Linked DNA regions of Homo sapiens: regions 2 and 3 are each linked to region 1. Evidence: chromatin loops called from intact Hi-C (ENCODE). Cell type or tissue: PC-3. All regions are shown on one strand.

The links. A loop is a pair of places that touch in the nucleus more often than their neighbours do. Peaks named below come from ENCODE experiments on the same cell type or tissue, not always from the same donor. Only the 100,000 strongest peaks of a DNase experiment are listed, where the experiment ranks them.
Region 2: it touches region 1 in a loop (3-fold over the local background); 97 of 110 quality-filtered maps call a loop at or near these places.
Region 3: it touches region 1 in a loop (5-fold over the local background); 25 of 110 quality-filtered maps call a loop at or near these places.

The regions. Positions count from the first base shown.
Region 1 is chr1:222,461,354-222,469,353 of GRCh38, reverse strand. TRT-TGT2-1 (tRNA-Thr (anticodon TGT) 2-1) reads right to left here and starts at 4,349; the gene lies at 4,277-4,349. It also overlaps the pseudogene CICP13. RefSeq lists a silencer at 3,729-3,938. In PC-3, CTCF peaks have their summits at 3,646 and 3,848 (motif pointing left); DNase peaks (open chromatin) are centred at 3,743 and 4,343; H3K4me3 peaks cover 1,569 bases; H3K27ac peaks cover 860 bases.
Region 2 is chr1:222,639,803-222,647,802 of GRCh38, reverse strand. MIA3 (MIA SH3 domain ER export factor 3) reads right to left here. Exons shown (of 28, transcript NM_198551.4): 7 at 2,118-2,249. It also overlaps the pseudogene LOC107985098. Among named protein-coding and RNA genes, the nearest start is that of MIA3, 26 kb to the right of the region's middle. RefSeq lists enhancers at 3,067-3,146, 2,747-3,622, 3,217-3,826, 3,897-4,016, 3,623-4,500. In PC-3, no CTCF peak of the experiment used is centred here; DNase peaks (open chromatin) are centred at 3,562 and 5,162; H3K4me3 peaks cover 2,567 bases; H3K27ac peaks cover 2,193 bases.
Region 3 is chr1:223,078,452-223,086,451 of GRCh38, reverse strand. No RefSeq gene overlaps it. Among named protein-coding and RNA genes, the nearest start is that of TLR5, 61 kb to the left of the region's middle. RefSeq lists an enhancer at 7,326-7,839. In PC-3, a CTCF peak has its summit at 4,878; a DNase peak (open chromatin) is centred at 5,001; H3K4me3 peaks cover 380 bases; H3K27ac peaks cover 430 bases.

The sequences.
Region 1 (8,000 bases):
GCTCCTCGTCACTCGCTATGTCCTCACTGGCCATGTGCTGGGAATGAGCAGCTCAGGTGGGCAGCAGCAGGGCTGCCCACGGGTCACCTCCCTCACCAGGGGCTGCAAAGTGGCCTGGAGCTCCATGCTGAGTAGAAGGCTTTGGGCCAGAGTATGATGCAGTGCCAGACACCACCTGTGTCAGTTCCCGTAGTGCCTGACGGTCTATTTCCCTGCCGTCCAGGCTGTGTACCCCGCTGTGGGAGAAGGCTTGGGCCAGGCTGAGCCAGGTTTCCTGACTGTGTGCAGCCGTTCTGCCCCACAGAAGCTGCTCCTTGGTATCCGAGCTCTGGAGTGTTTGGGCTGCAACTGACAGGAGTTCAGAGGACACCCCAGGGGCAGTGGCAGTGCCTGTCTCTGATATGCTCCGCTCCCACGAGCCCTTGTTACACTCCTGCTAGCCCCTGGCTTGTGGGCTTGGCCTCTGAGCTGGACTTCTTTCGGTCCTTGTTGCAAGTGGGCCACCTTCACCTGGAAGGCCAGGTCGTGGTATTTCTGCGTCTCATTGGGCCCCAGGGTGTACCACCGCTCGCTCAGCATCTGGCTGATGGTCCGGTTATAGTGGTTGGGGTGACCCTGGTGCGCCCTGCCAGGGCCTGGTGCCGCTTGCTGAAGATCATGACCGGCACTCATGGGCCACCGGATGTGGTCCTTGTCCCATTTGTTGGGGCTGCGTCCATCCTTCTCAGAAGATGAGTCCTGTTCCTTGCGCAGGCACTGAGGGACTGGGCCTGACATCATCTGAGTGGTAGAGGCAACTGGGTGTCAGGAGACATGATGGAGAGGAAAGCATCATCATGGTCATTCTCTGTGTCACTGTCCAGCAGGGACTCCCCTGAGGGGCCCAGGGCTCCTCCTCTGTGGTGGGAGGTGAGCTTTTACCAGGTTCCACCACCCCCAAAGTGTGTGGGGTTGCGGGCCCTGGGCTTTCAGGGCAGGTGGCTCCAGGGGGCCGCCCAGGGTCAACACTCCCTGTCCCACCTGGTGGACGCTTATGAGCAACAGCTGCCAACTTGGCAGGTTGTTTTCTCTGGTTGGAGGCCACTGAGTGACTGGCAGGTTGCTGGGCCTCATGTGGCTGCAGGGAGGGGTCAGGAAGGGGATGGAGTACCAGGGGAACACGGCCACAGAGTGACCTTCCACATTCCTCCACACGAACATGCTGACGCCACGGGAGGCCTCACTGAACGCAGGCCTGGGGGCCGAGTTATAATTGGGCATACTCTGGATAGATTTTTTTTTAAAGACTTAGAAGCAGGTTCCATGTTTTTACTTTAGGTAACCTTACCTAACAAGAATCCATCAAACCTCTGATTCTTTTTATCTTGTTCTGTCTTTATGGAAGATGCTAAACACCAGTCATCGTGTTCTGCAGATCATTTTTTTGGATCATCTTTAAGTCTTCTTCCTTCGCCTTTTTCATAGTTTTATTTTTCCTTGCCTACCTTTGTAGTGCTTATGAATACTCTCTAGAATCGAAATGAACTTCAGAGTCTAACCAACTTGATATTTCACACTTTTAGCTTCTCCTCCGATGAAGACAGCAACTTAAAGGTGGAGGGGATTAACCCAGGGTTGTTTTGTTGAAAGAGCTGAAAACCCCAGGCCAGTTTGAGGAGATTGGATCTAACCTCTGGACTAAATGTTTGAGCCATTCTGCTTTCTTTACTCATACGGTCTTTCTTCAAATACATGTGGCAAAAATACAGTCTGGACTGGAAGTGTTTGAGCTGGGGGAAAGTGCTCAAAATTCATGTATCAACTTAAAGGACCACACGCACCAAATTCAAGGCATTTGAAGCACTGGTTTTGCATTGGTGGGTAGTGCGTGGGTCTAGAACGGGAAACTGAATGGGACCTCTCAAATGTTGGAAAGGTCGGGGAGAGGCAGAGTGTTTTTCTCTAGCAAGTGGCTTTATTTTCTGGAAGGATGCCTGATGGTGCTGGTGAGTCTTCCTGGAAGGGTCTAGGACTGTTAGAAAACAATCTCTAGGACATAGAAAAGCCAAAATGTATTCCTTTTCCTTACAGCCTAAGGTGTTGAAAAGTTTGGAAAGTTGAAAAATACACACATGCAGGTACTTGCTCTTTCTAGAGATCAGCCAATGTCAGGGGAAGGGAGAGGAATGATGACGACTAGCAATGACTGGAGGGAGATGGGATTAGAGCGCTTCAAAAACCTCTCTTTCTTACTACTTTGTTACTTGATGACCAAGTAACTCAGAGTAAGTAGTCCTGGTACTAAGGTATTCAAGGATCCGAAATGGCTTTGCTAAAAGGCATTCGGTGTGTTAGTAAAGGGCTAATACTTTTGCGATAATATGGGTATTTGTCTTGCATCAGTGGGTCCTATGTCCTCAAGGCACTGTGAACACTTCACCTTCACAGCATTGCTCCAGTAGATATCCTGACCACAGAGGGACAAAATAATTAACAAAATATGAGGGTGTTGAGTGTGTTTTCCTAGATCTAAAATACTGCAAGCCAAAACAGTCTTACAGTTGCCAAAAGCGAACTCAGTTTAAGAAACACATTCCCTGTAGTGGTTCACACCTGTAATCTCTGCACTTTGGGAGGCCGTGGCAGGTGGATCACTTAAAGCCAGGCATTCGAGACCAGCCCGGCCAACATGGCAAAATCCTGTCTACTAAAAATGCAAAAAATTAGCTGGGCATGGTGGCAGGCACCTGTAATCCCAGCTATTTGGGAGGCTGAGGCAAGAGAATTGCTTGAACCTGGGAGGTGGAGGTTGCAGTGAGCTGAAATCACGCCACTGCACTCAACCCTGGGCGACAGAGGGAGACTCCCTTTCAAAAAAAAACAAAAAAACAAACAAAAAACAATAACAACAACAAAGAAAAAGAAAAAAAAAGGAAATACATTCCCTTGCTTTGTAGAGCTTGTTGGGGAGATATTTAATTTCATTTCAACGAAGGTTGTGCTTACTGCTTGTCAGGCACAGTACTGACTCCGGGGAGACCCAGAGATGAAAGAGACTTTCTCTGGCTATTACAGTTTACTTAGTGGGAGCCAGATTAAGAATTAACTTAAACACAAGGTCAGAGGACTCTGGGTCCCTAACCTGCACCATCTAACAGAAAGATAAATGAAAGCTGCAGATGGGGGCCACAAATGTAACCTAAAATTTTCTAATAGGCACATTAAAAAAATAGTTAATTGTAATTATACAATTATTTTTATAATTATTTTAATTATACTATATTTTATATAATCCAATATATCCAAAATATTATTTCAACATGGAATCAATTCAAAAATTACTAGTGAGATGGCTTACATCCTGTTTCGGTTTCAAGTCTTTTAAATCTCATGTGTATTTTACTCTTTCAGGACATGGCCATTTGGTCTAGCCACATTTCAAGCACCCAGCGGCCACACGCGGCTTGTGGCGACCTCACACACAGTCCTTTATCAAGCTCTGGCCCTCAGATCTGGGAAAAGAAATCCTGGGTTGGAAAAATTCATGTGTTCAGAAAAAAGGCTCTTGGCACTTTCCTCTGGTGACTCTGTAGTCACGCGCCATTGAGGAATTCAGAGAAAACACGGAGAGTCAGAAAGGCTGCAAACACTGGCTTCCCAAGCAACCCGGGACTATTTTGGGGAGTAGCCTCGGAAGGGGCAGGACATTGGAGCCAGGCCGGGCTATGGGGCCTGGGCTGCCACGTGTCAGCCACAGAAACGGCTAGCATTCGGGCCACGCTGGCGGCGCTCTCGGCCCCGGCGGGGCGTGGAGAAGCGCAGCCGCTAGCCTCCGGTGAGGCGATGGGGAGCGGTGCCACAGCGCCGCCCGCCGGCCACGCGCCGTAACTGCAGGCGCAGCGCCGCTTCGGCCTGTCCTGTTAGCCAGCAGCCGAGTTGACGGCCAAGGCCGCCGCCTCCAGCTGGTTTTAATTGAGGGGATGGTGCCTGTGTGCAGGACGTTGAATACGAGCCCATGGAGCCTCCAATTCCAGTACTCCGGCCTGCAGGTCCAGGTAATACTGGGGCTGCCGGGCCAGTTTCCCCCTCCTCCTGCCCTTGCCTGCTTTTTGTTGGGGGACTAGGATTTTGTCTTCTGGGTCACTTCTAAAGCACGTTAAGGATGGTCATCATTTGTATTTCAGGAGAACTAATGTTTAGCTCTGCTAGGAGTAACATTTTCGGAAATCACGTTTTCCATTTTGGACTCTATTCTGTATTTAAATGCTATGGATTAAAATAAAAGTAAGCCAACAGGAGGCCCCAGCGAGGATCGAACTCGCGACCCCTGGTTTACAAGACCAGTGCTCTAACCACTGAGCTATGGAGCCCACGTGAGGCGTTGTTTTCAGGAATTCACAGATCTTACCAACAACATTGGTTTATATGGCGGTCCGTGAGAATTTGACCCCATGTGTGTATTATCAATGGTACTTATAAAAGGCTATGAAATGCCAAAGAAAAATGCTTACAACATGATGATAAGTGGAAAACACTGAAGCCTCAAATCATATGTTTGTGATTACAATACACTAAATCATACCTAACTTATGCATACAGACAAGGGCTGGGAGGGAAAGTGCAAAAATGAAATGGTGTTCTGGTCATATTTTCAGTGGTATGTTTACTCTCAATAAATCTTTCAATCTTGCTTCCTTGATAAATTGTATCAAGTTTGGTACTTTCAGGGAAGTGGGAAGTTATGGGGGTGTCTTTGTTCTCATAAACTAAGTTACTGGTTTTGGATGAATTAATTGCTTCAACACATATTTACTGAGTACTCAAATAATGCTAGATGAGGCAGAGTGAACAAGCAAAGCTCTGCCTCTGCTGCTTTGTTTGTTTTTCTTTTTTCTTTCTTTCTTCCTTTTTTTTTTTTTTTAGACAGAGTCTCGCACTGTTGCCTGGGCTGGAGTGCTATGGTGTGATCTTGGCTCACTGCAACCTCTGCCTCCCAGGTTCAAGCCATTCTCCTGCCTCAGCCTCCCAAGTAGCTGGGACCACAGGTGTGCACCACCACGCCCAGCTAATTTTTGTGGTTTTAGTAGAGACGGGGTTTCACCATATTGGCTAGGATGGTCTTGATCTCTTGACCTCGTGATCCGCCCACCTTGGCCTCCCAAGGTGCTGGGATTACAGGTGTGAGCCACCGCACCCGGTCCCTGTTTTTTTTTTTAATGGTCGGGATCACTATGCTTCATTCCCTTTTGATTAATGAACCATTTACTGAAGGAATGAAGTCATGGCCACAACATGATCCATTAGTGCATTAAAGAGAGAATGAAGATCATGCTCACCAAGTGGGCTGCAGGCATCTCTCCCTCATCTCCAAGCTTTGGCTTACATCCACTCTCTCAGTGAGAGCTGTCCTGATCCCCTGTTTACAGCTGCACCATCCTCCTTATTCTGCTCTTTTTACTCCATACTACTTAACCTTCTTTTGTAGTAGATAATGCGCTTATTGTTTTTTATTCTTCATGTATCTCTCCCTAATAGAATATCAGCTCTTTGAGGGCTAAGGCTTTGATCTGTTTTATTCACTGTTGTCTTCTCAACACCAGAATACTCTCTGGCTCATAGTAGATGCTCAACAAATGTTGAAATGAATGACATCTCTGATGATGCTCATTTAGTAAATTAAGAGAAAAGAGAAATCAGGGAAGTGCTTTGGGAGCTGTCTTCTCATCATTTTGCCTTATATTCACTTGCGTTGCCTCTCCGTCTACATTGGAATTTTGCATCACCCTTCGATTCTGCAGCTTATCTGGTTCTCTCCTTCTCCTGCTTCCCCGGCCCATTGCTCTGAGATTTACTGCCTGTCGTCCCTCCTCAGCTCCGGGAACCTTCAGTGCCTTCTCACTGTACTCTGGGTAAAGGTCAAACTCCTCAGTAATTTCATCTTTCATATACAAACTTTCCCTCCCTCTCAAGCTACCTGCAGGTACTTTCATCTCTCATCGCACATGGTTCCTTCCACCTGAAACATATAAGCCTGATTTTAATGTCTTATGTTGTCTTGGCAAGAGCCTTAGAGAGCTGGCTTATTTTCCATCTCAGAGGCGATTTTGAGGAGTGTATTAGTTTGCTAGGGCTGCTGTAACAAAATACCTCACACTAGGTGACTTAAACAACAGAACTGTATTATCTTCTAGCTCTGGAGGCTAGAAGTATGAAATCAAGGTGTTGATAGGGCTGGTTCCTTCTGAGGGCAGTGAAGGAAGGATCTCCTTGGCTTGTAGATGGCCATTTTCTCCTTGTGTCTCCTCACATCATCTTCCCTCTATGTATAGCTCTGTATCCAAATTTCTCCTTTTTATAAGGACACCAGTCAGATTGGGTTAGGGCCCACCCTACTGACCTCACTTTAACTTGATTACCTATGAAAAGACTCTTTCCAAATAAGGTCACATTCTTAGGGACTGGGTCTTAGGACTTCAACAAATGAATTTTGAATTTCCCTTCTTCCATTCCCTTGAGTTGGCACAGCACCACCCTCGACCCCTCCTCCCAATACTGATGCACGTTATCTCCCAGCAGCAGGAGGTAGCATGTGATAGACAAATGGAACCTCTCCTCTTTTCAATTCCAATTTCTGTACTGTAAGAAAAAGGACACAAAGTTAAATGGTAAGATGAAATAAAGATAAAGTAGACATCCTATAAAGACTGTAAAATGGAGGTGATAATTTTGGCCTCTCTGTTTCAGAGCATTTTGAGGGATTCAACACAATAGTGAACCTGAGAGTGCTAGGAAACTGTGAAATGCCAGAAACGAACATAAAAGGGAATGTTCTTCAAAGGTTGAGCATTTACTTCTGGTCTATGGTCAACCCTCAGCAGAAAACCACGTGGAGAGATTCCAGCTTCTGGCACTGCCAGGAGGGAAGGCATCCCACGGTCCAGTTTTGTTGGGAGGGAAAGGAGATGAAAACTAGTAAGTCCCAGCCACATCCCTCAGCTGTTTTGTGTGTTAAAGGGACTTCTTTTTGCCTTAAGAAGATAGTTGCTTTGCTTTCTCACCTCCTTCACCCTCATTCTGTCCTTTGTCCCCTGCCTACATCCTCTCCCCTTCCCCATAGAATCCCTGGTATCCCTGAGGTGGTGGGAAACAGAAGACAGCCCAGGAAGGCTCTCCCACCCACTTGGTGTAGGGGCTGTCTGGCTCTCCTCTGAGTCATTGTCCCACGTGCATCCTCTCCTCCTGGGAGCAGACCTTCTACTGTCCTGTCCAAAGTCAGACTCAAGGTCAGAGGGTATGAGGATGTAAGGGCCAGAAGGAACCTTTGAGCTTATCTAGTGCCAGAAAAAAGCTGCGACTTCATGAGAAGAAGGAACTTGAACTTCATCATGGGTGAAATGATGTGCTAGGAACATTTCTAATCTTTTCTACTAGCTATTTTGAAATATACAATACATTATTGATAATTATAGTCACCCTACTGTGCCATCGAACACTAGAACTTATTCCTTCTATCTAACTGTATGTTTGTACCCATTGACCAACTGTATTAGTCTGTTCTCATGCTGCTATACAGAGCTGCCCGAGACTGAGTAGTTTACAAAGGGAAGAGATTTGATTGACTCACTGTTCCACAGGGCTAGGGAGGCCTCAGGAATTTACAATCATGGCAGAAGGGGAAGCAAACAAGCAAACATGTCCTTCACATGGCAGCAGGAAGGAGGAGTGCCGAGCAAAACTGGGGAAAAGCCCCTTATAAAACTATTGGATCTCATGAGAACTCACTCACTATCACGAGAATAGCATGAGGGTAATCATCTCCATGATTCAGTGACCTCCCATGAGGTCCCTCCCCCAACACATGGGGATTATAATTTGGATTACAACTCAAGATGAGATTTGGGTGGGGACACAGAACCAGAGTATATCACCAACCTCTCTTCAGTCCCCCTTCCCAGCCTCTGAAAATTACTTAACTTTTGAAGCTCCTGTTCACCTGGGAAGTGGAGCTAGGAGGGTACACA
Region 2 (8,000 bases), 180 kb before region 1:
CTTGCTAATTCCTCTGCTCCATTTCACCCAAACTAACAGGCAAGCAGAGACCAAGGTTCCAAAAGTCAAGTGCTGAGGCTGAGGAACAGCAGTTAGGACACAGAGCCTATATAACTTTCTGAAAAACGAAAAAGGCGTTAGAATTTTTTTATTAACAAATAGGAGAAACAAGAGTGGGAAATGTAAAATGTTTTCAACTTTTCCCCTTCCATTTACCCTTTGATTCTCCCTTTTTATCTGAAGAAAAGCACCAGGAGGTTAGAGAAGGCCTCACAGGAAAAAAGACCCTTCTTTTTAAGTAATTTTACAATCAATTGTGAGAGAAAATTTATTAATGATGATATATGTGATATAATTATGAAATCAGAAAAAGAGTACTCAGTTTTAGAAAGATTTGCATCCAATAATTTTGGCCATTTTAACTGTGAAGTTTCAATACAAAGCTTTTCATCTGCAAAGCTCATTTACACAAATAATCTTCTCCCAATTATGTTAAATAACTATGCAGCTGAATGCTATATAGTATAATCATAAGGATGTACAAGTATGAGTATACACACTTATACAAACATGTTTAAGTCTGAAAGGCAAATTCTGCACAGAAGATAAAAAAATTAACGGTGTGTCTTTACACATGATATAATTTGCATTTCGAAATAAAAAGATATTTTCTGAGTAAAATAGTACATGATGAAATCAGAAAATCTGGAAAATACACATTTTTTAAAAACTGAAAACTTACCTCATCTCCTAGATATAAGAATTTTTATCATTTTATTGTATTTCCTTGCAGCATTTATTTTCTGTGTGTATGTTTATGTAATATACAGTTTATCTATACCTTAAAGTCTTGGTTTCTACTTTTTTTCTACTTCATGTTAAATTGTGAGTATTTGTTGTGCTCCTATGTCTTTGAATTATATAAAGCAGCCTAATATCCCATTATATGAACATACAATAATTTAACAATTTTCCCACTGTGAATCACAGTAGGTTGTGTCAAAGTTTTCACTCTAATAAATACTGTTCTACTGAATGCTCTCATGTAAGATATTTAAAACTTTTTTTTGAGACAGAGTCTCACTTTGTCGCCTAGGCTGGAGTGCAGTGGCATGATCTGCTTCCCCAGTTCAAGCGATTCTCCTGCCTCAGCCTCCCAAGTAGCTGGGATTACAGGCTCCTGCCACCACCCCCGGCTAAGTTTTGTATTTTTAGTAGAGATGGGGTTTTGTCTTGTTGGTCAGGCTGGTCTCAAACTCCTGGCCTTATGTGATCCACCCGCCTCCGCCTCCCAAAGTGCTGGTATTACAGGTGTGAGCCACCACGCCCGGCCATGTAAGATATTTAATGCATGATTGGTTATTTCTTTCTTTCTTTTTTTTTTTTTTTGAGATGGAGTCTCACTCTGTCACCCAGGCTGGAGTGCAGTGGCACATCTCAGCTCACTGCAGCCTCCGCCTCCCAGGTTCAAGCGATTCTCTGCCTCAGCATCCCGAGTAGCTGGGATTACAGGCATGTGCCACAACACCTGGCTAATTTTCGTATTTTTAGAAGAGATGGGGTTTCATCATGTTGGCTAAGCTGGTCTCGAACTCCTGGCCTCAAGTGATCCGCCTGCCTCGGACTCTCAAAGTGCTGGGATTACAGGTGTGAGCCACTGTGCCGGCTGACTGGTTATTTCTTTAGGATCGATTACTAGACATGACATTAATACAATATAAAAGGATATAACCATTTTTAAGGCTTATCATACACATCATGAAACTATTTTTCAGGATGGCTCTAAGAATTCCTAGTTCTACTAACAGTGTACATATGACCTATCTAATTCTTTCTTTTCATCCTTTGTGAGTTGAAATACAGACCCACCTAATTCTTAAAATTTAGACTTTGATATGAGACATATAAACTGAAGTTTTCCCACTGAGATTATACATGTTGTCTTATTCACTTAAGAATTTACCAACACAAAAATTATACTAAATTATTTTACAAGGTTAGCTTGAATTAAAAGCATTAATTTCTGTTCATATTAGAAACTGAAAAAGAAACAAAAGGACTGTGATTATAAAACCATACTTGAATTTATGAGTTAAAGTATGCATTAATTTACTCACAACAAGGACAGTTCTCCATAAGAAAATGGCAAACGAAGCAATTCCCAAGAAGGCAGTGATAAATACAGGTTTCCATGGCAGTCCATAAAAATCAGGCCCAGGCTGAACATCATCAGGCAATGTAGCAACTAGCTGAATGTTAGAAATAATGTTAGAAATAATGAGAAACCTTAAAGAAGCTTACCATAAAGCAGTCACAAAGACTCATTCACAGAAATTCTAAACCAACTCTATCAGATACCTATCCCCTCAAAAATCTTCAGTAGCTCTCACTGCTTTAAGAAAAACAGGATACTGGGAGTCTCATACTTATTGTTTGGCCTGTGGTGTTTTGAAGTACTATGACTCTAAATGTCTTTAGGTTGGGCATATATTTCTAGTTTCAATAGGCCCTGATACAATATGTTATCTAAAACATGGCTGGAATCTCTCTGCATCATACTTTTGTCTTGAATAAATTGGTTTTTATTGCTTAAAAAACCACATAAGACAAAAAACCTTTTATATACAAGTAACTAACTTTTTATGGCTGCAAATAAAACCAATATGATGATAATGAATATCACAAATAACGTTTTATTCCTCTAAGATTTAAAATCTTAAATCGACTTACATAAACAAAGAACAAATGCTGACTAAGTTCGGATAGCTCCTGATAACTGATCTAGATAAACCGCTTTGAATTTAGTGCCTTAATTCTAAATGTTTCCTTGAAAACAGTGCATTAAACACCTGTCTGCTCTATGCTGTTTCCACAGCCCTTTACAAGTACACTATCACACTGGTCCCATCCCACAACAGAGCCGGGGGTTATGCAGAAAAGACCTGTAGGTTCTCTGTGTTTTGATCATGACTTCACACCAGAACATAAAGTGCTGTCACTTCGTAAGTACTCAATAAAAAAAAAAAAAAGAGTGACGAAACCTTCTCAAACACACTCCCACCTGCCTCCCTAAACAGCATAGAAACGTCTTGCTTTCCTCGGATCTGACACACTCCATTTCTCCTTTGCACAGACAATCAGTGCACCCACTCTGCTTAGAACTCATCCACCCGCCTGTGACAGCTTGGGTCCCTCCCCGGGAATCGGGACTGTCACCTCCAGCAGCTTGGCTATGAAGGCTGCGTAGAGCACAGACAAGGGTCCCACAAGTTCCGGGTCCCCCGGGGTAGCGGCGATAGAAGGCACAGTGGCAGGTACTGAGTCCATTGTGTAGAACAGCTGAACGCAAGCGACAATTCCCTGCGGAATGGCACTGGGCCCCCTGTTTTTCAGAGCTTCCTCCTCCGGAAAGGCCCCAATTCAGGGGGCGGACTCTGGGATTGAACTTCGCCTTCCACAGCTGCCTGCACTTTCGCTTTATGCCGCCTATAAAACACGTCATCAGCCACTGCCCCTGGCGCACCTCAAGGCACCAAAGGAGCCGGCCGGCGAGGGCGGGGCCAGAGCGGACGGAACCAACTATCGAGGGGACGGGAGAGAAGAGCGAATAGGGCTAGAGCGGAAGAATCCCAGTAAAAAGAGGCGGAAGTGACTGGCGCTTTCGCCAGGAACCGGCGACTTAAAGAGCCCCAGAGTAATGAGGCCAGGGATTTACCTGGAGGAGGATTGTGGGCGGCAGCTGGGGAAAAGGAGAAAAGCAGGTCTCTCGTGCCGGCCCGGAGCTGGCCCTTCCTGTCACAGCGTGGAAGGACCACCGCTCAGATGGGGCGCCACTGCAGTGCGCGGCCTTTCTTCCTTGCCCACTCAGTCCTCTGCTTACTGTTCCGCCTCCAGACCTCCATTGCGCTCGCTGTCTCACATTCTTGCCGACACTCTATTAAAAAGTCTTACCCAGGAGTCATGTCATCGTGTCACCCCCATGCACATGGGTTGAGTTATGGGTCCCACTTTTTTTTTTAGATGGTGGCTGCGGGGAAGGGGAGGGAGTCTCCCTATGTTGCCCAGGCTGGACTCGAACTCCGGGGCTCAAGCCATCTAAGAAGCTGGGACTACAAGTGTCCGGCCACATCTTAAGGTTATATGACTTGTGGAAAAGGACAAGGATAATGAATAGTATGGAAATCACGTTCCAAAAGTTGAAGAAACCGGGGACATTTAATCTGTGGGGAAAAAATGGTATCTGTAGATAAAAAATACCATTTTTAGACCTTTAAAGGTCTCTCTTCGAGTTGAATATAAAGTCAACTCAGAGGAACAATCAAGCAAGAACAAGCAGGAAAACCCTGAGAAAGAAGAGCAGTGAAGGGTGTGGTACAAGAGGAGGGCAGGATCTGTAATAACAGTATGGTACTGGCCCAAGGATGCAGACCGACCACGGGGCAGAATAAAAAATCCAGAAATAGACCCAACTGCACTGGAAATTTGCGATACAGCAAGGCAGCTGGTTAACAGACTTTTTAATAAGTGGTATTACATATCTAGATAACAATATGGAAAATGATAAAACTGGATCTTTTTCTCATTGTTCATAAATTCCAAGTTAATCAGAAACCTGAATGTAAAAAATGAAAACAAACAAGTTGAAAAAATTGAGTGACTGTCTCTATGTATTATGTGAGTGGGCAAGACCTTCCTAATTATGTATCAAAATCCAAAAGCAACAAAGGAAAATATTCGTAAATTTGATTACTGGAAAACCAAAAAAACTTGCCCAACCCCATCCAAAAAAATTGCAAAATAATCAAACTTTGGCAATGGTAACCTAAGAAAAAATATTTGTAACATATTATGAAGGATTAATATTCCTAAAATATAAAGTGCTTTACAAATAAGAAGATAGCCGCTAGCAAACCTATAGAAAAATGGGCTGAGGTAATGAACAGATCCCAGGAAAAGAAATGCAAATAATTTAAAAACATATGGAAACATGCTCTGCCTCACTCATGATACAAGAAATACAAAATGAACCTACAATGAAATATGATTTCTCACTTATCTTGGCAAGATCCAAACATTTGACAACACACTCTGTAGGTGAGAGAATGTGGAGGAAGCAGGCACTCTCATGCTATGCTGATCTTTATATAAAATCATACAACCCCTATGATTTGGCAACGTCTCCTGAAATAACTTGTGTATTTACCTACTGACTCAACAATCCTACTTCTAAAGATCTATCTCAAAGATACTGGGGATATAACAACAAATGCTGAAAAAATATATGCACAAAACTATATTATTCCAGCATTACTTATAACAAAAGACTAGAAACAACCAAAATGGCCATGAATGAAAGACATATTAAATACAACAAAGTATACTGTGAAGCTATAAAAGAAAATAATTTTATATACTGCTAGGGTATGCTGTCAGAATACATTTTTTTTAAAAGGTAGAGAAAAGTAGAGACTACTACTTTTATCTAAGAAAGTTAGGATTTTTTTTCTTTACAGCTTTGAGGGAAATATGACATTCAATAAGTTATATGTATTTAAAGTGCACAGTTTGATCAGTTTTGCATATGAATACGCCTGTGAAACCATCATCACAACCAACATAGTGAACCTCCCAAAGTCTCCTTATTCCCTTGGTAATCTGCCCCTTTTCATCCCTCCCTGCCCCTGAAGCAGAATGTCTGTCATAATACATTAGTTTGCATTTCCTAAAGTTTTATATGTATGTAATAATGCACGATTATATTTTCTCTGGCTTCTCTCATTCAGCATAATTTGAAATTCACCCACATTGCTGCACATATCTATAATGGTTCTTTTTTTAATTGCTGAGTAGCATTTCATTGTATGGGTATGCCATAATCTGTTTATCTGTCATCTATAGATAGATATTTGATTTTTTCCAGTTTTAGGCTTTTATAAATAAAACTTCCAAGACTATCACAGAGATGAATCTGCCGCAGCTAGAAATGCTCAAGAACCAGCTGGACCAGGAAATGGAGTTCTTGTCCACCTCCATTGCCCAGCTCAAAGTGGTACAGACCAAGTATGTAGAAGCCAAGGACTGTCTGAACATGCTGAGCGAGAACAATGAGGGAAGAGAATTACTCCTCCCACTGACGAGTTTAATATATGTCCCTGAGAAGCTGCATGATGTGGAACATGTGCTCATTGATGTAGGAACTGGGTACTATGTAGATAAGATAGCCGAGGATGCCAAGGACTTCTTGAAGAGGAAGACAGACTTCCTAACCAAGCAGATAGAGAAAATCCACCAGCTCTCCAGGAGCACACCATGCTGTCATGGAAATGATGAGCCAGACGATTCAGCAGCCCAGAGCCCTGGGGGCAGCTCAGGCTACTGCTAAGACCTGAAGAATCTGTTGCAGAAATGGGGCAGAGGGATACCCCTTGGGCATGGCTTCCTGGTGCCAGGGAAGGGAAGGGTCTTATATTTAATGCCAGTAAATGTGCCAGCTGGGCAGAAAAAATAAACTGTCAAAAACATTGACCTACAAGTCTTTCTATGCATGTATAATTTATTTTCACTTGGGTAAATGTGTCTCAGGTAAATGTTTAGGAGAAGAATGGCTGGATCATATGACCAGTGTAGGTTTACCTTCTTAAGAAACTGACAAGCTGTTTTTCAAGATAGCTGTACCACTTCACATCCCCATCAGCAGTGTATGATACTTCCATTTCCTCCACATCTTCTCCAACACATGGTAAAATCAGTTTTTGAAATTTTAGCCATTATAGTAAGTGTGTAGTGGTAACTCATTCTGCTTTAAATTGGCATTTCCCTGATAATTATGGTGAACATTTTTAAATGTGCTTACTTGCAATTGGTATATCTTCCTTGGTAAAGTGTAATTTTACTGCATTACATTTTTTTAGATGAATTTTGAGAGTTCTTTATGTATTCTGAATACAAATATTTTATCAGATAGATGCTTTGCAGTGACTCTTTCCCAGTCTGTAGTTTGTATAACAGTGTGTTTTGAAGAGATGTTTTTATTTTGATTAAATCCAAATAATCAAATTTCTCCTTTATGAATCATACTTTTGATGTCAACTGTAAGAAATCTTTGCCAATCCAAGTTCAACAAAATTTTTCTCTTAATTTTTCCTAGAAGTTTTATGGTTTTAGGGTTTACATTTAAGTCTATTATCTGCTTTGAGTTAATTTATGTACATCATGTGAGGTATGGATCAATTTTTTGCATATAAATATCTAATAGTTTTGGTACCATTTGTTGAAAAGACTTTCCTTTGTACATTTAATTGTCTTTCCACCTTTGTCAGAAGTCCACTGTCATACATGTATATTTCCAGATTTTCTATTTTGTTCCAATGGTCTATTCATCTGCTGTCTTACTTACTAGAGCTTTATAGTAAGTCTTGAAATTACATGATGCTTGGGCTATTCTAGGTCCTCTGCATTTTCCATATGAATTGTAGAATCAGCTTGTCATTTAAAAAAAAATCCTTCTGAGATTTTAATTGGGGCTATGTTAATGCAAGTGATCAAATTGGGGAGCTTAACAATATAGTCTTCTGACTCATAAACAAGGTCTATCTCTCCATCTATTTAGGTCTTCTTTAATTTCTATCAGCAATATTTTATAGTTTTTAATGCATATGTCTTACACACTTTTTGCCACATTTATCCATAAGTACTCCATATTTTTGATACTATTGTACATGGAATTTAACTTCAATTTCCAATTGTTCATTGCTACGATATATAAATACAATTGCTTTTAGATGTAAATCTTTATCTAGCAACCTTACTAAACTAGATTTTTTTCTACATCCCACCAGATTTTATGCATGTTGTCTGCAAAAAAAGACAATTTTACTTATTTCCCAATCTGGATGCATTTTATTTCTTTTTCTTGCCTTAGTGCACTGGCTATTGCCTTATAACACTGAACAGATGTAATGAGAGTAGACATTCTTGTTTCACTTCTGGATCTTGGGGGA
Region 3 (8,000 bases), 620 kb before region 1:
CTCAAAAATAAAAAGAAAAAAAAGAAAAAATTAGCCAAGTGTGGTGGCACGTACTGGTAGTCCAGCTACTCAGGAGACTGAGGCACAAGAATCACTTGAACCTGCGAGGCAAAGGTTGCAGTGAGCCGAGATCGCGCCACTGCACTCCAGCCTGAGCGACAGAGCGGGACTGTCAAAGGACAGCTCTAAAAAAAAAAGGCTCAGCTATCCCCAAGGACAAACTGTGATGCCAACAACCTCACAAGAAAAAGTTAGACTTGACTTGGCTTATCTATAAGGGATGTGCTAGGTCCATGCCAACTGTGGGGCTAGAGGAGACTTCCCCATATGCATAGGATTTGGAGTGAGCTACACACCTTGAGGAGACAAAGGGCCAGGAAGTCAACAGAGCATGGGATTTGGAATCACAGGACCCAAGTTCAACATCCAGCTCTGAAAATTCCTGCTATTGCAAGTTATTTCTTCCAGTTTCAGGTTCTTCTTTGCAGGGCTATGGTGAGAGCTGGCACAAGTATGTGTTCAATAAGCAATTCCTGCATGTAATAATAACAGTAGTAGAGGCACCTGAGTGAGCCACAGGGTCTGCCTCTGCCATTTATTTCTTATGTTTCAGGCAACCCCCAGCTTCTTCGGGCCTCAATTCCCTCATCTGTAAAATGGGGGTGATGATGATGGTGACAATGATGACAGCTACTCTATCTAAATCACTCTCCTGTGCTCCCATACATTCTCTGCTGGTTCTTGGGGGAGCTTCCATTATATGCCACATGAATATGTAATGTGTAAAACACATAGTAATCCACATTGCATAAGTATTTACACATTCCCAATGATGTGAGTGTGTCGGGGGCTGGTTCTCTCTCCCAGCAAGCCAACAGCAGGGCTCCCCCTGACCTGGTTTGAATACGGGCACTGACAAAGACTCTTGCGTTTGACCAAACCTTTAGGCTCCTCTGAGTCCTCTGCTCAACTAGGTATGACTTTGGGCTTCACGCTCTGTCTTTGTAGAATCCAGTTTGAGCAAGAATCCTATTGTCAGTTTAGCAACAATTCCCCACCCTTGGAATCTAATCACCCTGGGTATCTTCTCAGCCTGGCCTGCCTGCAGCAAGAATTCTGTTGTCAGTCTAGCAAAAATGCCTCCTCTTAGTAATTTTCCATCCACGGACACCCACTCTGCTCCTGGGCTATGAATCCTCACTTGTCCCTGTTGGACTCAGTTGAGTTCAGTCTCTCTCCCCACTGCAAGACCCCACTGCAGTGGTCCCGAGAGCTACTGTGATTCCCCCAGTGAATAGAGTCTGCCTTACCATCTATAACAAGTATCACGAATAATTTTTTCTTTGACAGCACCCCAAAGTCACGGGGTCCTCTGAGGCCAGAGCATTCAGCAGCACCAAATCCCAATGTAGCAAGGGGCCATAATCATTATCATTGGTTTCTGGCCCACTGGATTTTATAATCACGGGACCCAAGTTCAAAGTCCAGCTCCTGGCAAGAGCTGATCTCCTGGAACAGCCTCAAAGAGGCCCCTCCCCAGCACTCTCCCCACTGCCCTTCCCTACCTTTGAAACATCTTCTGGCCTCAGATCTCCTCTGCATCCTCAGTTCATGATGTGGCCCTGCTCCAGCCCTGGATTCTTTCCAAATTCTCCCTCCACCTAGACCAGCTGCTTGTCCTCCCAGAAGGGCCCTGACTAAAAGCCTGCAGCGTCAGGTCTGGGGGTTGTGAACCTGTTGTTCCCTAATCTCCCGTTACAATCCATCTCGAACACATTGTCCCTGAAGCCATTATCATCCATTTCAAACAGAATTTATTAAGTGGGAAGAGACGCTCTGAGACTCTCAGGCAAATTCCATTTCTTTGGCGTCGAAAGAAAACAGCCACTCGGAGCAGCCTGGTTTCCATCCACTACAGTGCCAAATGCCTCCGCCTTCTTTCCTGAGGGCCTAAGGTCAGAGAGAGCAGCAGAAGGCCTTGTCAAACTCGGGCCCTTCTAGTAACTTCCAAAGCCTCCAGGGGTGTGGCCAACGTTGTTGAGAACGGGAATATCTGCAGAGGACCTTAGGGTGAGCCTCTCCAAAACTGAGGAAGTACAATGTATGGGGCACGCCTTTTGTCTCCATTCTAGCCCTTCCACAGGTACAGGGGGAGCCTTGGGTGTGGGCGACCCCGACGCTGTGCTAAGGCTGGCATAAGGGAACGTGATGGGCATCCCAAGCAGCCTTCAGTTTACAGGCGTGCTCCAAGCGCCTGCTGTGCACGATGTGGTGTATTAGGCACCATGGGGGTGAGGCTGGGGAAAAACAAACCTCAGACTATACACGTGCACCAGCATCAACTGGAGAAGACAAACATACGCGCCACAGTTAATTAGCCCTACAAAACAGCACCGGCTAATGAAGTGGCGCTGGAAATAATGTGTGTGATATATTTACTGTAATTTAGTTTGTTTTCTGCCAGAATAACGCAAGCTCAGACGTGCCAGGAAGAAGGACGTGAGTTAGTCCTGGAAGGGTAAGAAAGATTTAGATCCACTGGGGCTCCCCCTGGCCCTTCCGTAGTGCCGGACGTCCTCACGTTGCCCCTGACCCAACACATATCTCACTCCAGTCTAAGGATTAGTAATGTACTCCTTGCTAACGCTTTCCCAAGGAGATGGAAGAAAGTTTTTCTCACAACCGAAACAGCAAAAGCTTACCCCAAACCCCTTTCCACTACATGCTCTGACCTCTCTGCTCCCACAGCAATGGGCTCATCCACCCCCAACACCCCCGAGACCTCCTCCTCATGTTCTCCAAACTTCCAAGCCATCTTTCACTTCGAAATCCCATTCCCTTTAGCATTCCATCGGTTCAGCAGTGGCTGGCCAGGCCAGAACCAGGTATTGTGGGTGGAATTGTGTCTACTACAAAAGTCATTTGCTGACGTCCCATGTTCCTTAGAATAGCACCTCATTTGAAGATAAGGCTTTAGAAAGGTAATCAAGTTAAAATGAGGCCATTACTCATCCAAAATGAATAGTGTCCTTATAAAAAAGAGAAACGTGGAGACAGCCACACACACAGAATGATGCATGAAGACACATGAAGATGGTCGACTACCAGCCAAGCAGAGGGGCCTGCAACAGATTCTCCCTCACAGCCCACAAAACGAATCAACCTGCCAACATCTAGATCTCGGACTTGCAGCCTCCAGAATTGTGAGGCCACAGGTTTCTGCTGTGTAAGCCTCCCGGTCTGTAAGACTTTGTTACAGCTGCTGTAGGAAGCTAACACACCCCTCCAGGAGCCCCTGGCTGTGTACAGGAAGCTTCGACTCACATGCTAAGGTGTGAGGGGGGCATGGCAGGTGCTCCGGGAAGGGGAAGCAGCAAAAGCAAAGGCGCGAAAGCAGGATATTCAGGGAGGCCAGCAGCCTGGCTCTGGGGAGGAGTTTGTGATGAGGAGCATAAGGTAACAAGGTGGCCAGGCCAGGTCAAGTACAAACAGGGCTAGATGCTGAATTTACGTGTGACATGCATTGCAATATTCATTTCTTCTTTGTTCCACAGAGACTGCAGGCAGCAGGGTAGCCTTTCCAGGTGCTATAAAGAGTCATTTCTCTGGGACCCAGACTTCAGTCTGAGTATCTTCGCAGCAGATGTGTCCTGTGGGTGGTACCACTTGGTGTCACACCCTCCATCCCATGCCTGCAGCTCCTTCTACAGCACTCAGCTCTGTGCACATCTTGGCATTATCTGGGTCTGCCTCTCTCTGTTTTCCCTGTGGCCTGGTGTCCCTCTGCGGGTGCCCAGTCACACACCTGCACGGGGGGAGGGCCACACACCGTGGACAGCAGTGGAAAGAGCACTGGGCTTAAAGTCAAGGGACTGGGCTGAAGGAGTTCGGGAAGTGCCACCCAAACACGGTATGCCAGCTACCTTGAACCGAAGGCACTGGGCAGCACAGGATGCAGGCGGAGGCTTGCTCTGAGCTGCCTTTGTCTGCCTAAAGACGGACCCTCCAAAGGGACCTCAATTATCATGAATCCCCCTCCCCAGGAAATTCATGAGCCAGGGGAGACTCGCATCACAGCAGAGGGGACTGAAGGTTGATGCCATGCCCAGGCCAACTTTGTCATAGGCTACCCATATTCTCCCAAGGGCCCATTCATCTTTCCCCAAATCATTCATTCTCCCCATGGCACCTCCATCCCCTCTCCTGCCTCCGCGGTGAGTCAGGCGCATAAGCTTCTAGGTCTCTCATTGGTTTGGAGATATTCACTTTTCTTTCCCATGATGCATCCATGTGCATAATAAATGTGGTCACCCTTCCTCCTGCTAATCCGCCTGCTGTCAGTTTATTCCATAGACTCCATTATGGAGCACTCAGAGGGTAAGGTTTCCCCTCTTCCACGGAGCCTTGCTGAGCCTCAGTTTCCCTATGAGGCAGGCATACTTCACCATCTCCTTTCAGGCTGGATATTCATTCTAAGGCCACACATGAATATGAGAATATTCAGGCCTTTTAGGTAGAATATTCTAAGAATCTTAAACGATGGTACCTCTTAGTGGAAGCAGTATTCTGACAAACCAATGGGGCAGGGAGGGTGGGAAATGGTGTTTTATGGTCACTCTGGGACCCCAGGCAAGGTAATCCTAATGGAAGCTCAGGCTTTTGGGGCGGGCTTTTTTTTTTCCTGTCTACGAATGGAAACATGAAGCAGATTTCGCAGTATCTCCCAGGGAACTGGACAGTCTACTTTGGGGCCGGCGCAGAAGAGATGACCCCTGACCACCTCCCGGTGTGCTGGCTGCGGCTGGACCCGAGGGCGCGTCCTCCCGAGCCTCTGCGGCTACTCTTCTCGCCGCCCCCAGGTGGTGCTGCAGGACCACAGCCTCGAGGCTCCTCCGCCCCAGGTGCCCGCCCGGCAGCCCCAGACCTGCCTGGATTTACTCCCTTCAGCGGGAGGAGACACCAAGAGGCCGACGCGTAAATTCCAGGCCTGGCCTTCTTCCAGCGCTCCAAAACCTTCTGGAGCCTTCTCAATCAATAGACTCAAAGGCTTTTAGCGTGTCCCTGCCACTTGACGTCAGAGGTGACACGGGTCTGTGAGCCTGGCTGCTGGAATTCACACTCAGCCAACACCCAGCTCGGGGCTGTTCCCCTTGAGCCTGTCCCAGTGCCCGGAGGGGCCTCTTTCCCTCATTCCTCCCCTTCTAGAAACCCTAGACACAGCGCCAACACCACACCCGGAGGCGCCGGCCTCAGGGGAGAAACCACAGTATACACACACCACACATACTATGTGTACACACACTACACAGTGGACACCCACCACACGCACAATACACATGCACGACACCCTGCACACACGTGCCACAGGTCAGCCTGGAAGCACGATCACAGAATGGGAGTCCTGTGGTGAAATCCTCGCTGATCTAGAAACAGCTGCACGGCCGCCCTTCCCGGGGAGAGTCCCAGGTCCTCAGAAGAGCCCCAAGTTGCAGCCCGGCCCATGCCTACCTGCAGCCCTGCAGCAGCAACACACCTGGAGGCAGAGAGAACTTTGGAATATGCTAGAAAGCCAGTAAGCGCACATCTCCTCAGAGCTTTGCTACTTTTGTCAAGAGTTCCATGCTACTTTATGAGGTAATGGAAAGACAAGGTTAAAGCTGATTGAGCTCAAGCTACATCTTTTACATGTTAAGGGCCCTCATTGGACCCTGACCCTGGCTACTCATGAGGGAGACTTTTCCTCCCTCTCCTGTGGGCCTGTGTGAGCCAGGCATGGAGCTTTGCCTGGGCACTGGTCCTTCCCCCCCAGGGCTGTGAGGGCAGGATCCATGGCCCTGGCAGAGTGAGGCTGGGGCCGGCATTGGAGCCTGAGGGGCAGGAGACCCCAGAGAGTTCCTCCGGAGCAGCACAGGGTGGGCATTGGGGTCAGAGCCTGTGGCCTTCAAACCTGGTTGCTCACACTACTGCTTCTCAGTACAGCCAAGGTGGTGCACGAATCCAAGAGAAAAGGTGAACGGAGAAGCCCGGTCCTGTGGGCCAACCCCAGGGAATGCGCTTCTTGGAGAACTGGGAGGCCTGAGCCCTGTCCTGTGGCTGGGGACAGTCCAATCTGTGATGCAGTAGATGCTGGGGGCCTCACGGAGGGCTCTGAGCTGAGGGTCCTTTCCACCCCCAGCCCAACCTCAGGGCCAAGAAAAGAAGGTGCTCAGTGACCCCGCACGAGCTCTTTCCCGGGTGCGCGAATTTCATGCAGTTATATTAAAATAGAAATACTCAAAGCCGCTTGGACCCAACTGACTAGCTGGGCATTAACATGGTGCCTAGGTAGGTAGGGCCTTCCTGGATTCCAGCTGTTGGACCCTTTTCTCAACAATGCTTACTTACACAAGCAACTAGGGATTGGCCCCCAAAATGAGGATTGCTGGGACTTGCAAATGATAATTGTCACCAAATAGGGTCTGGATAATTAGAATGAAGGATGATTAAAAGCGTGAGGAATCTTGGAAGTTTAAAGAGTCCAGCCTCTCCACGAGTGTAGGAATTCATTCTCATTCTCCCGGCAGGGATGATCCGGCCTCTGTGTGAACACTTCTAGGGACAGGGCACCCCCTTTTGGAAATCAGACCACTCCAGTATTAAAGAGTTTATTATTCACTCCTGCGTGGGCGTAAAATCTGCCTTCTGAGACTTTGGCCTGCGGGTCTGAATTCCACCTCTGAACCTCCAGAGAGGAGCCTTCCCCTCCCACTCAGCAGGTCACCCATGTCTCTGTCACTGACCACTGTCCACAAAGGGGCTGTTTAAGAGGGCAAGGGTGAGTTGGCAGCTACTTGGATCAAGGCGACCTGCCACACTCATTCTGGGGAAGTCACCAGAGTACATGGCCGAGGCTGGAAGGCAGATGTTTGAGTCTGTCAGAGTCTGTGCATTGACAGGATCCAAAAGCCTGGGGCAGCAGATGAGAGGTTCACAGCTGCTATGTACCCCTCCCCACGTGGAAAGGCAGACACAGGGGGACCCGTGGCCCTCACGTAGAATGCGTGGTCTCCAATGGTGGCCTTGGACCCCTCTTCCCCTGTGATCAGCCCCAGCAAGAAGCGAGGCTGTCCCCCTTCCCCCTGTGTCGAGCCATAGAAGGAGCAGCAGTCCTGGGCCCAGCCTTTAGCAGTCCTGGCAGTTTCCTCTTTCTCTTGGGAAAAGCCAGCGACCACACTGTAAAGCAGCGCTGATGAGTCTCCTGAACAGTGAGCACACATGTAGGGTAGAAGCTTCAACTCTCCTCTACCTGACCATCTTCAGTCATCATCCATGCCCCAGTTGTACCACGGCTGGTGCCAGCACAGCCCTGCAACCCTCCTGCTTCTGCTCAGGACTCCACTGCCTGCTGCTCCTAAGCCCCTCTGCTGGCTGCACTGCCCAAGCCGGAACCTGGCTGGGGGCCTCCCTCCTCCCTCTGGCCTCTTCTCCCCAGCCTGGAATGGCCCAAGCCCTGATGGAGGAATAAACGTTCCAGCAGCCAGAGCTGGAGAAACATCTGAACGAGGTCACAGATTGGCGTTGATGGATGGACCCCCAGGTTTCCTGAGGGCCTCATAATTTTTTTTTTTTTTTTGAGACAGTCTTGCTCTGTTGCCCAGGCTGGAGTGCAGTGGCGCCATCTCGGCTCACTGCAACCTCCACATCCCAGGTTCAAGCAATTCTCCTGCCTCAGCCTCCCAAGTAGCTGGGATTACAGGCACCTGCCACCACGCCCAGATAATTTTTGTATTTTTAATAGAGAGAAGGTTTCGCTGTGTTGGCCAGCCTGGTCTCAAACTCTCAACCTCAGGCGATCCACCCTCAGCCTCCCAAAGTGTGAGCCACACCTGAATTACAGGTGTGAGCCACCATGCCGGGCCTGAAGGCCTCATAAATATTGATTCCATTCCCTCTCTGTCCCTTGCAGCTCTGCTGAAGGATTAGCATGTTGTGGCGGCTTCCGGAGGAGGAAACGAGGGTAA